Regions from separate parts of the Mus musculus genome. Here region 2 is linked to region 1. Evidence: chromatin contacts called from ENCODE Hi-C or POLR2A ChIA-PET data. All regions are on one chromosome and are shown on one strand. Each heading gives the region's core, a stretch centred on a gene start or an enhancer-like site at or near the end of the contact. The rest is flanking DNA. Distances are from core to core; before and after follow the strand shown. Region 1 overlaps Naa60 (N(alpha)-acetyltransferase 60, NatF catalytic subunit). Region 2 holds the start of Nlrc3 (NLR family, CARD domain containing 3).

The links. Hi-C counts contacts between places; a loop is a spot of excess contacts on that map. ChIA-PET counts read pairs that join two places held with the same protein, here RNA polymerase II (POLR2A).
Region 2: a map of regulatory T cell shows a loop between it and region 1 (2.0-fold over the local background). The contact joins the promoter of Nlrc3 here to the enhancer-like site in region 1. A Hi-C loop is called at or near these places in 1 of 37 maps with a recorded cell type or tissue (regulatory T cell). POLR2A ChIA-PET finds 5 or more read pairs at or near these places in 1 of 5 experiments (embryonic stem cell).

What each region holds. Positions count from the first base shown.
Region 1 is chr16:3,891,597-3,898,477 of GRCm38, forward strand. Naa60 (N(alpha)-acetyltransferase 60, NatF catalytic subunit) reads left to right here. Exons shown (of 7, transcript NM_029090.3): 2 at 2,773-2,888; 3 at 5,655-5,784. The coding sequence starts at 2,779. It overlaps Gm41410 (predicted gene, 41410), which reads right to left. Exons shown (of 4, transcript NR_153801.1): 3 at 5,633-5,717; 4 at 3,583-3,818. Among named protein-coding and RNA genes, the nearest start is that of Naa60, 10 kb to the left of the region's middle. Within about 2 kb of position 4,034, at least 1 of the 3 ENCODE cell types and tissues checked has a DNase peak (open chromatin) inside an H3K27ac peak, as active enhancers do.
Region 2 is chr16:3,974,184-3,981,064 of GRCm38, forward strand. Nlrc3 (NLR family, CARD domain containing 3) reads right to left here and starts at 2,449. Exons shown (of 18, transcript NM_001081280.2): 1 at 2,146-2,449. The coding sequence starts at 2,194. Slx4 (SLX4 structure-specific endonuclease subunit homolog (S. cerevisiae)) reads right to left here. Exons shown (of 15, transcript NM_177472.5): 13 at 6,638-6,811; 14 at 6,398-6,508; 15 at 4,922-5,989. The coding sequence ends at 5,638.

The DNA.
Region 1 (6,881 bases), core at 2,784-5,283:
ATCCTGCCTGAGCCTCTCAAGTCCTGGGCTCATGATGTGCATGACCCTGTCTGACTTCCATATGTGTGTATGATGTTTTTGAAACATTCTCATATATTTCATGCTGGTCTCAAACTCACCCCGTAGCCAAGAATGCTTTGAACACCTGAATGCCTTGATTATAGTTAGTGTACACCACTAAAGATTGTACCCAGGCTTTGTACTGGATAGGCAAGAATTCTGCTGACTCAGCCATATTCTCCTCCTCCATCCTATATGGTTTTCTTAAACCCTTCTTCAGTCCCTCCTCCATAACCACTTTTTGATTGCAAATATCATCCGCTCGTCCGTGCGTGCATGCGTGCGTGCGTGGGTGTGTGTGGGGTGTGTGTAAATGTGTCTCAAATCATATATGCTCAATATATATGTTATGGGCTCCCTTCAAAGCACAGAGACTTCGTGTTTCAGAGGAATGCTGTTTGGAAACAGAGAGGTGGGTGTTTGTTTCTTGTCACTCTGCAAATTATTCATTTTCCTACTCTGAAGTTTTGGAAGCAGACAGGCAGCCATGAAGATGGCTTCTCACCCACAGGCAGCTGCTCATTTGAACAAACAAGCTGTGAATAGTATTTGCTGCTGCCTTCACCACACGCACGTGCACGCACTCACACACATGTGCATGCACATGCACACGCGCACACACACTTCAGGCCCTGAGTCCAGTTTGCTGATGTACTAGACAGTGTCCTGTATCAGTCACTAGTGTGTTTCCTTTTCTCCGTCTCCTAAAGGAAGGAGCTTAGAATTCATCTTTATTGGCTTTTCAAAACAATAAACTTTGTGTCTGTGAAATCTCACATTCTCAAGAGCCTTTGGGCTTGTGATTCCTACCTTGCACATGGGGAAGCTTTTGATAATCTTGCTCATACTTTGATTGAGGGAAGGCTTATGATAATACCTGCCTCTACTATAGACAGAAGAGAGATGAGAAAGTATTGCAGGGAGCAGTGTGGAGTCTGAGGAGGAAGGACGCAGCGGATAGTACTCTTACAAGCAAGGTAGAACTTAGACCCAGAGTAGGAAAGGGACGCTGGAGGAATAGAGAGGCAGATGTATGGGATGCCTCACACAGGTGTTGGTAGAGTGAGGTACTCTTGAAGAGAAGGGATGCCACACATTGTGTTTTCAGCCTGTCTGAGAGGAGCTTGCCTAGGCCAGGAGAAGGATGTGAAGCTGACCTTGTAGATGCTTCCCGTGACTCTTGGCAGTCATGGCTGAGAAGCTAAGGCTGAGAAGCCGCTGCCCTGAGGCCCAGGGATGCTGTATTAGCTAGGGTTGCTGTAACTCCACTACACTTCAAACAAAACAAACCTTCCCCATTTACAGTACACACCAGGATAGCTCACTCCAAAATGTTCCAGCATGTATCTCCTTGACCTGTGGGGCCTCTGCCTTCTCTAAGGAAATTAACAGCTGTTTCATAATAACTTCCGTATACTAGCCAGCCTGTGGTTTAGTTTCACTAATTTTTTTCCATTTATTTTTTTCATGATATAGGTTTAGGCACTACATTTGGCCTTAGGATCTCCTTGCCTCTCTTCATTTTGTTTGTTTGTCTTTTTTCTCTCATTTGGAGAGCCCAGATGTAAAAGGTTACATGTCTATCTGTCAGATGTCACTTCCCTTATTGCTGTATGTTTAGGACCCTCTGCAACCAGAAAGTTGGGTCTAAAGGCTATGGTTAGGTCCAGGCCTAGCAATTTTTGTAAGAACCCCCAAAAGTTTGGGCCATATCCCACTGGAGGTACAGACACTGGAGAAATTGGCTTGATGGTATGGGTCTCCTTGTTTGTACAGGCTAAGTACTTTGTGTCCATGCCTTTCACCTGCCCCACAGCAGCCCTCTCCTGCTGGTCTCTTACTCTTTGAGGAGTCTTTTTGGACTTGGAGATTTCCTCTTGAGATTCCACAGTGATGACACTGAGTCTGTCAACATTTTTACTTTTACCTAGTGGTGGCCCTGTAAAAAAAATCCTTCACCTTGGCCATGGGAGGTTGACAGCACAGTTCCTCCCAAAAAGCTAGGATAGATGTAAAGTCCTTTTCCTTTGAATTACCTGCTTCCAACTTAGAGAAAAAGAATGGCGGTTTGCCCTTTTGGTAGAGCTCAGCACTTGACTTCCCAGACCTGACCTACAAGAGTGAGTTCCAGACCAGCCTGAACAAATTAGGGAGACCCTGTCTCAAACTAAAGTGGCTGGGAGCATAGCTTGGTGGTAGGTAGTGTGTTTGCCTAGGCATGAGGCCAATGGATGTGAGCCTCAGCCCTCCCTTCCCCGCACAGTCGTTAGCATCTGGTTATTTTCAGTGTCACAGAGTTTTTCTCTTGCTAGGCAGGGAGGAGAAGCAGTATGTGACCTGCCCTCTGCCAGTGCTATTTGCCACGAGTATCTGACCATTTACTGGCTTCCACCCACCAGGCTGCTGAGTCCAGGTCTTTCTTTGAATCACTTTGCCTCCTGCAAGTGAAGGAACAGCAGTTAGATAAAAGACCAGCCAGGCAAGAGCTGTGGTCACTCCTGGGGGAAAGCTAAAGAGTGGGGTGCTGCTCCAGTGGAGAGGAGAGAGACATGGACCAGAGGCAGTCAGCTCCTCTCCATCTGCAGTGAGGGCAACCACAAGAAGATCTCTGTGCTGGGAAGCCACTAGCCGTCTCTCGTCACTCAGCTCCTGGGTTGGTGTAGAGGAACAGGTAAGCAGGCCTTCAGGTGATGCTGTTTCCTCTCCCCACAGGTGTGAATGACAGAGGTGGTGCCTTCCAGCGCCCTCAGCGAGGTCAGCCTGCGCCTCCTCTGCCACGATGACATAGACACTGTGAAGCACCTGTGTGGCGACTGGTTTCCCATTGAGTGAGTGTTGGGCTCTGTATTTCCAGTGGCTGCATGCACAGATCTGTAATTCCTGAGTCTGGAAGAGGCAAGACTGGGTCTGGCAGGACCATAATGGTCCCAAGTTGCTATGTAAAGTTGACCAACTAGGCAGTGACCCTCAGGTCTCTGTGTCTGCTGCTCACCTTCCTTAAGAGGGTCTATGGGAAATTTTACTTACAAAGATGTCTACGGCTGCTTGTAATCAGGAAACTGAGGAGCAACTCCAGTGTAAGAAGTTGGTTAGCTGTGTTAGGATATGTACATATAAAAATGCAGTGCTGCTACTAAGGCGGCATATGTCTGAAATACAGAATTCAGGAAGTGGAAGCAGGAAAAGGTCAGGGGTTCAAGGCCAGCCTGAGCTCTGAAGCCAGCTTGGGTTGTGCGAGAGAGAGCCTGTCTTTAAAAAGGGTTGTTAGTTATCCAAGAACAAAAATCTGTTAAAGAAGCATATTTACTGACAGAAGGTTCCTCCCTTTCCTTCCTCTTTCATTTACCCAATATGCAGTGAAAGCTGACTAGAGAGCAGTGCATTCCAGATTCTGCTTTCGTTTAAAAATATAAAAAAGGATAAAATATCTAGAGGATAAAACCCTCTATATACTGTACAAGAAGGGGAAGGACCGTGCCCTTCGTGAGAACCGTGGCTGATACGCTTTAATAAAAGCCAGGGTTAGCAGGAGAAGAGAATAACAGATTTATTTGACCTGGGCCTTCAGATTGAGGATGGAAATACCCATGGTGAATTCCGTTCATCAAAGCATGGGCTGTGGTGTAGAGATAGTCAGACAAACAAAGCGTATTCTCTTCTTCTAATGGAGTGAAGGTGGAAGACACAGTGAGGCCCATCTGCGTAGACTCCTCGTTGCCTCTGCAGCAGTTCCTCTTCTGGCACTGGATAGGACTCTTCTGGAGGAGAGGATTGTGTTAGTCTTGTCATTGCTATGGCTAAAATACCTGAGGGAAACAACTTAAGAATGATCAGGGTTATTTTCCACGTTGTTTCAGAGGTTTCAGGACATTGTGGCAGAGAGGGTTTGAGACGGCAGCTCACAGTCCAGTGGACAGGAAGTCAAGGGGAGTAGTAACCGAGAAGGCTACAAGCAAGCTGTTTCCCCTAAGGGCACTCCCTCAGTGAACCACTTCCTCCAGCCAAGCCCCACCTTTCCTGATTCTACACTTCCGGCGAGCCTGCAGTTCCCAATGCAGATTGTGAAACTGTCAATGTCTTCACAGACACACCCAGAAATGTACTGTACTTCCTAGTCTAATCAACCTGACCCTCAAGATTAACAGTGAGTGGTAATAGATCTATTGTCAGACAAGACTGGACAGAGAAGTTTTTCATGGCTACCTATGCAGAAAATCAGGATGGCTTTAGAGGAAAGGAATTCTTCTGGTTTCTGTGGTCCATACTGGAGTAGAAGAATTCTAGGTTACAAGTGAGAATGAGAAATAAGAGGTAGGAGGTCTGAGAGATTTACCCGTAGACCTTCACTTTGGGTGGGGATCATTTATTACCTCCCCAAAATACTACCAAATAATTACTGTCAGCAGTTTTATTGGAGTGAATTATTAGTACCTGTGGGCTCCTCCGTTTTTCCTTGCCTTATTTTTAGATTATTTTATGATAATGAAAAAACAGGTTTGGGGTTTTTTGTTTTGTTTGTGAGGAAATAGACATGAACTTTAAAGCCTCAAGGCTAAGCAAGGTGCTGTATTTAAGTCGTCGGTATTTCCTGAGTACTCATCTCACATCTGTTGCTCCATGCCGGCAGAGAAGTAGGGGCACTCCCCACTCTGCATCCGTGTTGAAATATAAACTGCCAACTTCTTAGGAATGTGGGCTAACAGTGCTTATTATGTTTTATAAGATGAAACAAACTATCCAAGTTAGCAATCCTGGGCTGGAGAGAGAGTTCAGTGGTTAAGAGCACCGACTGCTCTTCCAGAGGTCCTGAGTTCAATTCCCAGCAACCACATGGTGGCTCACAGCCCTCTTCTGGAGTGTCTGAAGACAGCTACTGTGTGTGTGTGTCTCTGTGTGTGTGTGTCTGTGTGTGTGTGTGTATTTCTTTTTTTTAAAAAAAAAGTTAGCAAACCCACTACTAAAAAGTAATCCTAAGAGTGCAGCAAGCACAGAAACAAGGCCCTGCTGAGGGATGGCTTAAGGTTGTATAGATCTACATTGAGTTAGAGGCCTGTACACCTCTCAGGTGCCTGGCTGTCAGCCTCTCTATCACTTAGTCATGTGTCGTGTCCCCACCCATGTCTAGTAAGGAATTGTAAACCCTAGTCTACATACCCATGAACTTTGGCTCTTCCTTGAATCACCTTGCCTAGTCTTCAGGGCCAGAAAGACTCAAAGAGGACCATTTTCAGTAGTCATTTCTCTCCAACCACCATACAGGTCCTGGGTATTGAACTCAAGTTTTGAAGCTTGGCTGCAAACACCTGTACCTGCTGAACCATTTTACCAGCCCTCATAGAATTCCTCACAGACCACCTAAGTATTCACAGGTCACTAAGGGCTCTAAGGTCTCAGCTCATACTGAGGAGCAGGCTGCCGTGTGCTATCCCTCCAGGAACTATTCTGTGGAGACGATTTCGTTGGAGGGTTCCACCCTTTCACACATCTTTTACATAAAAAATTCCCACATGGGCAGGTAGCTTCTTTGAGACTGTAAGTGATAGGCCAGGTAGCCTGGGTCCCTCTGACTCACCTGAGTATGCTCTCTCCCTCAGGTACCCAGACTCATGGTATCGTGATATCACATCCAACAAGAAGTTCTTCTCCCTTGCTGCAACCTACAGAGGTGCCATTGTGGGAATGATAGTAGCTGAAATAAAGAATAGGACCAAAATCCATAAAGAGGTAAGTCTGTGCTCCAAAAGCTTGGCCTTGTGATGGCTGAAAGGGATGTTTCAATGGGGTCACATTGCCAGCGCTGGCCTCTGTTCTCAGCAGCTTGTGACCAGAGGGGTCAGAGTAGCAAGTCAAATATGTCTGTATGTGGGGGTATATACTTACAAAAACCAAAGAGGATCCCCCTGGAGCTAGAATTGTAAGTGGTTGTAAGATGCCACTATTAAACTCATGTCTGCAAGAGAATGCTCTTAACTGCTGAACTCTTTCTCCAGCCTGTATTTTTGTTCATGGAATAATATAATGAATAAGTCCACTAGTGGACCTAATAAGGTGAGCATTTTGAAGTAAGAACAAGCAGAAATGACACGTTGGGAATCTGACCCATTGCTGTGTGACACGCAGATGCCTGTGATTTGTGCTTTTGGCACTGTTACAGGAGCCCCAATAATGCTGTAATCTGTTGAGGAATATGCTAGGTTTCAGTTAGGGATTAGTGAAAATGTATTTTCTTTTTACTCAATTTTGTGGACTACTTAAAGAACTACCTCAGAACCCTCAAGGATTTGAGCAATTACTAAGTGCAGACTGGAAGACTTTAAGTGCAGCTAAAAAGATCTTTGTGGTTGATTACAGTGGGGTTTCTCCTGTTAATTTTGGTTGTAGCAATGGAACAGAATTTAGTTTACCACATTCAGGAAAGGAACTCCTACCAACCAGCAAATGGTTTTGTTTGGCTTAAGGTTATTTTTGTTTCTTTTTCTTTTTCCCCTTCCTCCCTCTTTCTCTTTGTTTGTTTGTTAGTTCCTTTCTAGACAGGGATTCATTAGTTAGCCTGAGACTCAGATCCACCTGCCTTTCCATCTCAAGTGCTGGAATCCAAGATGTACACCCTACACCCAGCCTGCTTGAGGTTGTTTCTTTGGAAGTGAGGGAAGTGAGTTTGGAGCAGCACCCTGGTGGTAGAGTGCTTGTCTAATATAAAGGAGACCCTGAGTCCCATTCCCAGAGGAAGAGGAAGAAACATGTCTTCCTAAGATCCCAGACCACTGTGTGCACAAACTTTATATCTTAGCACATTATTTGGGGGAGGTGGGGTAACAGAT
Region 2 (6,881 bases), core at 1,199-3,698, 81 kb after region 1:
TGGACCCAGGGTTAGTGCTCATAAACAGTCCACGTGCTAACGACAACCAAATCAAAACTGATATCATTAAAAAAATCAAATACTGGGAATGAACTTAGCAAAAAGTTTGCAACCTCTACACTAAAAACATCACTGAAGGAGATGAAAACGATAGATCTAGGATCATAAGCATGTATTTCCACCAAGACACAGATTCTAGAATGTTCTTGACAGCTTTACTCAGAATTAGCCAAAGTAGTAAAATCAACCAATACCCATCAACAGTAGCATGGGAAACATGAAAAGGGCACAAACCACTGGCCTAGCCTATCACACGGATGCCCGCACAGTTGGCCCAGCCTATCACGCAGATGCCCGCACAGTTGGCCCAGCCTATCACGCAGATGCCCGCACAGTTGGCCCAGCCTATCACACGGATGCCTGCACAGTTGGCCTAGCTTATCACACGGATGCCCGCACAGTTGGCCCAGTCTATCACGCAGATGCCTGCACAGTTGGCCCAACCTATCACGCAGATGCCCGCACAGTTGGCCCAACCTATCACACAGATGCCCGCACAGTTGGCCCAGCCTATCACGCGGATGCCCGCACAGTTGGCCCAGCCTATCACGCAGATGCCCGCACAGTTGGCCCAGCCTATCACACGGATGCCTGCACAGTTGGCCACTAAAGAATATGCTTTGGGATTCCATTTCCAGGGAACTTAAAATCTGGACAAACCAATCTGAAACAAGAGATGTCAAATAGTCACTTTTGGGGTTGCTTCTGCCTGAGAGGCAGCACAAGAGACCTCTGGGTGCCAGTTTCTACACATTGATTAAACACTACCTGTAAGGTACATCTTGACTTTTGAAGTTGGCAACTGTGCAGAAATACAAATGTAGTTGGACCAACTGAAGTAGATCACTGTCAGCCTGTCCATGGCAAAGGTCAGGATGCTTTCTAGTAGGATATTGTCAGGGCATGGAACAAGGCTAGCTATTGCCTTCTGTAATTGGATGCCCACCAGATAATCTTATTACTGCTAAACAATAAGGTTGTTGTAAACAAGAGGATGAGGCAACCATGTTTTCAAAGGACTTAGATCAGTGCTTCTTGACTCTGGCAAAGCATTATGTCTGGTGGAGCCTATTCTGTGCCATGCTTCTCTGCCAGGGCCACAGACCCGGCCTGAGCCAGGTGAGTCCCTTCCAAATGCCGGCCTTGCCCCACCTAGCTTAGCTAGGGTGGGGACGGGGAAGGGGGGGGCAGGGGGAGGCGGCACTGTTCATATCTCTGGCCACACACATAGTACCTTGGGTTTTTTTGTATGACCTACTCTTTACCCTCATCTCCCTCCCCAGGCCTGACTTAGCAACCATAGCAACTATCTGGTTTCTGAGATCAGCATCCTGAAAGAAGTAACTTCTGCCCTAAGGATACACCACAGCATTGACCTGGAGTACCAGCAAGCAGGTAGATCTAGCCCTCCCAGCAGCAAAGTAGATACAACCGTTGCGGGATGGCCAAAGTGAGCCTGTGATAAGGAGGGGAGCCGGGAGGAGCCCCAGGGCCTAGAAGCCTGTCCATGGGTGGACACCATAGCTAACACTCCCTGTGTTTAACATTCACTAGGCTTTGCAGCCACACCTCTTACAGAGGCCTCCCTTGGTTAGCAGTCTCAGAATGACAAGTTTTAACTAACGCCAGGGTGTGGCTAGGAGTGGCCCTGGGGGAGGGGTATTATGGGAAAGCTGGGAGTTGTATGTAGCACGCCCCTTGACCTTTGGGGTAGGTGCTGGAGTTGTGACTCCACTTACAGGTGGCAAATGAACACAAGAAGAGGGTCACCTGCTTGGGATCACAGCCTTGGAGGAACCGGGTTCCAATCGTGGTGCTGCTTACTTGCAACCTGCAATGCATCCTGCTCCGCCCATGCCATCACCAAGAACACAGAGCTGGGTCTTCTCCCCTAGAACTTGTGGATCATCACCCTGGGCACAAGTGAGTCTACCAGACACTGACGCATCCAGACCCAGCAGCTCCAACACCCAGGGCTCAGCACTCCGTAGCCTCCTCGTGCCCTCAGGCCTTCAGAGCCTCTACCCTCCCTAGCAGCTTTTCCTGAGTCCTCCCTTGCACCGATGTGCTCTGGGTGCTACTTACCTTCCTGCCATGGTGGCTGCTCCAGGGTGCTAAAGGGCTCCGCCTGCATGCTCCTGGGCACAGCTCTGCTCCAGTGAGCGGGAGGCCATGTTTATGGCTGAATGCCTTGGGTAGTCAGTGGCAGGTCAGCTGAGGCTGAGACCTTGGTCTGTCCAGAGCTGAGGAAACCTTCTCTGAAGAGATCAGGGGAGTTTATCACACTGATCACGCCAGGGCTGGGAGTGACAGACCTACCACATCCTGTAGTCCCCAGGAGCCCACCCACTGTCACTGCAGCCCCTCAGCTCTTCCTGTCCTCCACCTCAACCTTCCTTCCTGTCTAGTTTTAAAAGCTAACAGCCTCGCTGACAAATCAGTGAGCTGCTTGGCCCCAGGCTCACCTCTTTGGTTCTGTCACATCCCCCAGAGTAGGGAAGTTATGTTGGATCTCCATTCTGGGACTGAGCATCCTCACAGCATGTGCTCGGGATGGGTACAGTGCCAAAATTGTTGACATTCATTCTCCATCCTCCAACAGACTGTCAGAAGGTGGGGGGTGGGGAAGCAGGGGGCAGGGAGGAGGTCAGCACCTGGGTTTAGGTCACACTGCTGAGAGATAGTCAGTGGGGCCGGAATGCCTGCATGCCTCCAGGCTTTGATACCCAGTGACCTTCCTCTTATTAAAGCACGTCTTTCACCCTAGAGGTGCTTCTGACCTAGCCCTATCCCTGTGAGTCAGTGGACCCTGGAATGCAGCACACAGCTATTCACAGCAGGAAGGTAGGTGTCCTGCTCAGATGCAGAAGAAAGGATAAGGACAAGGACGTGGCTGAGAGCGATCAAAAGAGAAAAAAAAAAGCTTGCAATAAATGGACCATTTAGAATGTCTTCTACTGATGGGGGAGTAGGGAGGGGGGAAGGAAGCCATTTACTGTGACAGCTCTGACTGACTTAGGAGACGTGGTAGCCAAGTGACCAAGGGGCCTTGGGCTCTTCAGCAAGCACACAGAGTTCTCAGGCATCTGTTGAGTTCCGATGTTGAGAGCAGCCTGCATGCAGGGGTGCAGGAGGCATGTGGCAGACCTTTGTTTCCCATGGAGAGGTAGGACTTTGGTGCTAGGTTAGAAATGCTGTTTTGGAACGTCTGCCACCCATCTCTTTCCCTACTGAGCACAGAGGAGCAGGCTGGGAACTTGTGGACACCGTGGCAGACCATGGGAAGCCTGAGGAGGCTCTAAGCAGGGGAAGCAGAGAGCTATAGTCCTGGCCAAGGGGTGCAGCAAAGGTGCTTTGTGGGCCAGTCACACGAGGCCCAAGAGGCTCAGCCTGCCTCCTCCAGAGATCTAGCAGGAGAGGAAACAGCCTTCTTCCTGAGGATCTTGGGGAACATCCTAGTGCTAGCTCCTTCCTCTCCTCCCAGTAATGGCCACCAGCCCCATACATGGGCTATTCTGATGTGTGTGTGTGTGCACGCACATGCATACACACATGCCCAAATATACACATTTCTCCAGGGTCTTCTTCACTCTGAGACTTTGTTACCTGAGAGCAAACAGCAAGGCAGTTAGTAGGCTCAGTTCTTCTTAACTTGGGGAGTGTAAGGCTTCCAGCCTGCAGTCAGGGGCCTTTTCCTATGGTTTCCTTACCTGAGCTAGTAGTTGTTTATCCAAGCTAGGCTGTGGTTCAACACAGACAAGCCTAGCCCATGGCAAGGGCTGGACCACAGAAGTGAACAGGCTAGAGGTCTGTTCATATTACCCAGACCTCCCTGTCCACCCAGACCACATCTGGTGATATGTATGATGTACTTGTGTCCAGCACACATTCTGTGTTGGGGCTAAGTACTTCTTGTGCTAACCATATGAAGGCAGTGTGGTTTCTGGAAGAGGACTCCTCCTCACTTTAATCAATGAGTAGTCCCAGTGCCCATGTAGCTTCAGCATCACCGAAGGATGAGGCAGCCATGCACCTTGATTTCAATCAGCTGGCCCAGTGCTGTGATGCTGGAGCCAGGGTGTTTTGTGGGAAGGTCCCTGCTTGCTGGCCGCTGCTCTGGCTGATGGCCACGCCTTCATTGCCTACGTTCACTTTAACCTACCTCCTCCAGAGGCAGCAACTGGCTGTTTTAAAGTAAGTGAATGATGCTGGATACATAGGTTCAGGGGTTCAGAAATCTATCACTGGACTACCCATGGCACTTGGCTTCCAATTGCCTGCCTGGCCATCAAACGCAGGAATGGTTTCTTTCTGGTTGACCACAACCAGGACACATTCCACAAACACCAAGCTGTGTTCTCACCTCCCTAAGCACTGCTGGCCTCTGAGATCACCTCATAACTCTTTCCCAGGAATCTGTTCTTGATGTCGTAGCTTTCTTATTATAGTGCTAGAAACTTAACCCAGAGCCTTAGGTATACGAGGCAGGTGCTCTATCATCAAACTGCACTCTAGCTCCTAAAAGAATGGCTGGCTGACCTTTCTTTCCACATAGCCTGGAAACAGATCTAGGTCGGTGTTAACAAGGCAAGCTGACTCAGCAGGCCCAACAGGCCCAGCCTGGTACTTGTGACACTCCAGTTGACTGAGACTGTCCCTGGCCTGCTTCCCTGAGCAGCAGCAGCAGCAGCAGTTAGTGCCCGTGAGGACCCCATTAGTGTGATGAACACAGAGACAATGTTCTCGAGGAACCGTTGGTCAGTGGACAGTAAGCAGTCCTGGCACCCCAAGAAAAGAACACGCGCAAAGGTGTTGTAGGCAGCAGAGCAGGGGGCCCAAGCTCACTGTGTGTTCCCGGTGGTTTTCTCAGAGAGGAGTGTCTAGTTTATTTATTTATTTATTTTTAAATAAAGTCTTCTTTGTTTTTATTGCACATTATATAAAACAACTTCACTGTATTTAAAACACACAAGGACACTCACAGGCTGTGAAAACCCAAACTTCTGTTTTTTTCTGGTCCCAGAGTCCACACTGGGTCAAGGAGGCTTAACACAAATGGGTGGAGCCCACAAACATGCTTACTTTGGGGGTCTTCATAGCTGTGCTGGGCCCTACTTGTAGGATGCTGGTGACAGTGGCAAGTATCTGGGCAAGCACAGGGTGCAGGCCGCCCGTCGGTGTCTGGTCTGCCATGGCGGCTGGGCTGGTTTCAATGCTGAGAAGGCTGGACCCAGTTGCCTGTCCCAGAATATAGGGCAGCTGTGCTTGGGTGTGCTGGACACAGAGAGGCAAGTGAAGAAGGCTCAGGTCTTGCTCTGGTCGCTGGTGTGGCCCACTGCCTTTCAGGAACACACAGGATGGGGACCCTGGTTGGGCCAAAGGGGGAAAACTGGCACTGACTGAGGGGGGAAGGGTGTGCTCTGAGTCCAAAGGGGACAACGGAGCTGGAGTGCAGGAAAGTACGCTCGAGTTCTTGTCCTTTACACAGACATAGGCCCATATCCTACGACATACTGCAGAGGCCTGACTTATGCTAGGTGCCCAGGTCCTCTGGCAGGTCTACTGGGTGGAGGCCTGTCATTTCTGATCCTTTTTCTTTCGGCCTGAGGGCTGCCGTCTCTTGTGTTTGAGTTTCTCCTTTCGGGCTGCAGCAGTGGTGAAGGTGATGCACTGAGCGTCCAGGATGTCCGACAGCTTGCCCATGGCCACAGGGATGCCATTCTGTTTCAGCTCAGCCTGCAGCTCGGCCAGCTCCACAGGCTGGTACCTCAGGACCTGCCTGTGCAGGGCAGGCTTAGAGCGGATATAGCGCCTCACTGCCTCCTCTGTGTCTGCGGCCTGGATTGCGGCCTGTGATGCAGTGACCCCGACCTCCTCATCCTTGTCTTCATCTGAATACTCAAACGCAGCTCCAAACTCAGCAGAGGAGCTGAAAAGAACAAGGGTGTTGTGTGTGTGACACCCTTTTCTACAGCCCCCAAGACCAGGAACCCTCGGAGGGAACGACTGTTTTCATGGTTCTGTTGAGCCTGACATGTGACAGGACTCTTTGATGGTATTCTAAGGTCTCTGTGGTTCCTGGTTCCCTGGCCAGGCCAGTATAGGTGGGACTTGCCTCCTCCAGACCCTTCCAGAAAGCTCAGGCATATAAGGAAACTACAGGGCTCCTTAGGCTGTAGTGGAGACTCAGGGAATGGACGTTTAAGCCACGTGGGCTTCCTAGAGAAGCCCAGACATCAATGTACTTTTGGACACTGGCCATTATGCTTCCCTAACGCCCTTTCAGACCCACCACTCAAAGGACACATGATGTGACTGACCCTGCTGCCTCCATTACCTTTTAGAGCTAAAGGAGTTGTCACTGCCGTCCACAGAGGTAGCCATGGATTCCTGGGAGGCTGGGAGCTGGGCGTCACCATCAGGATGTGAAGGCTCCCCAGTTGGCAACCTGTTTGGGTGAGAAATACTTTCATTGAGCTGCTTCTCTTGATGTTGAAGACTCTTGCTTTTAGTAGGGCCCTTGGATCTTTGAGTCCTAAGACCTGCAGTGGCCTTGAGCTGGGTGTAACTTCCTGACCTTGAAGGGTTGCAGGTCTCAGTGGTAGATGCCTGGCGACAAGGTAGTTCTGCGGGTATCTGGGGGGACTGGACCTCATCCTCAGAGTCCGACTCCAGAGTCTGGTGAGTGTACTGGAAAATCTCCTTCAGTTTTAGAACCATCTGGCGTTTGGGCAGAGCACGGACTCCAAACCTGTGTGTAGAAACAGATGAACTCCAGCAGCCAACAGTGCAGCCCTGTCACCACACTCTGCTGCCGAGTA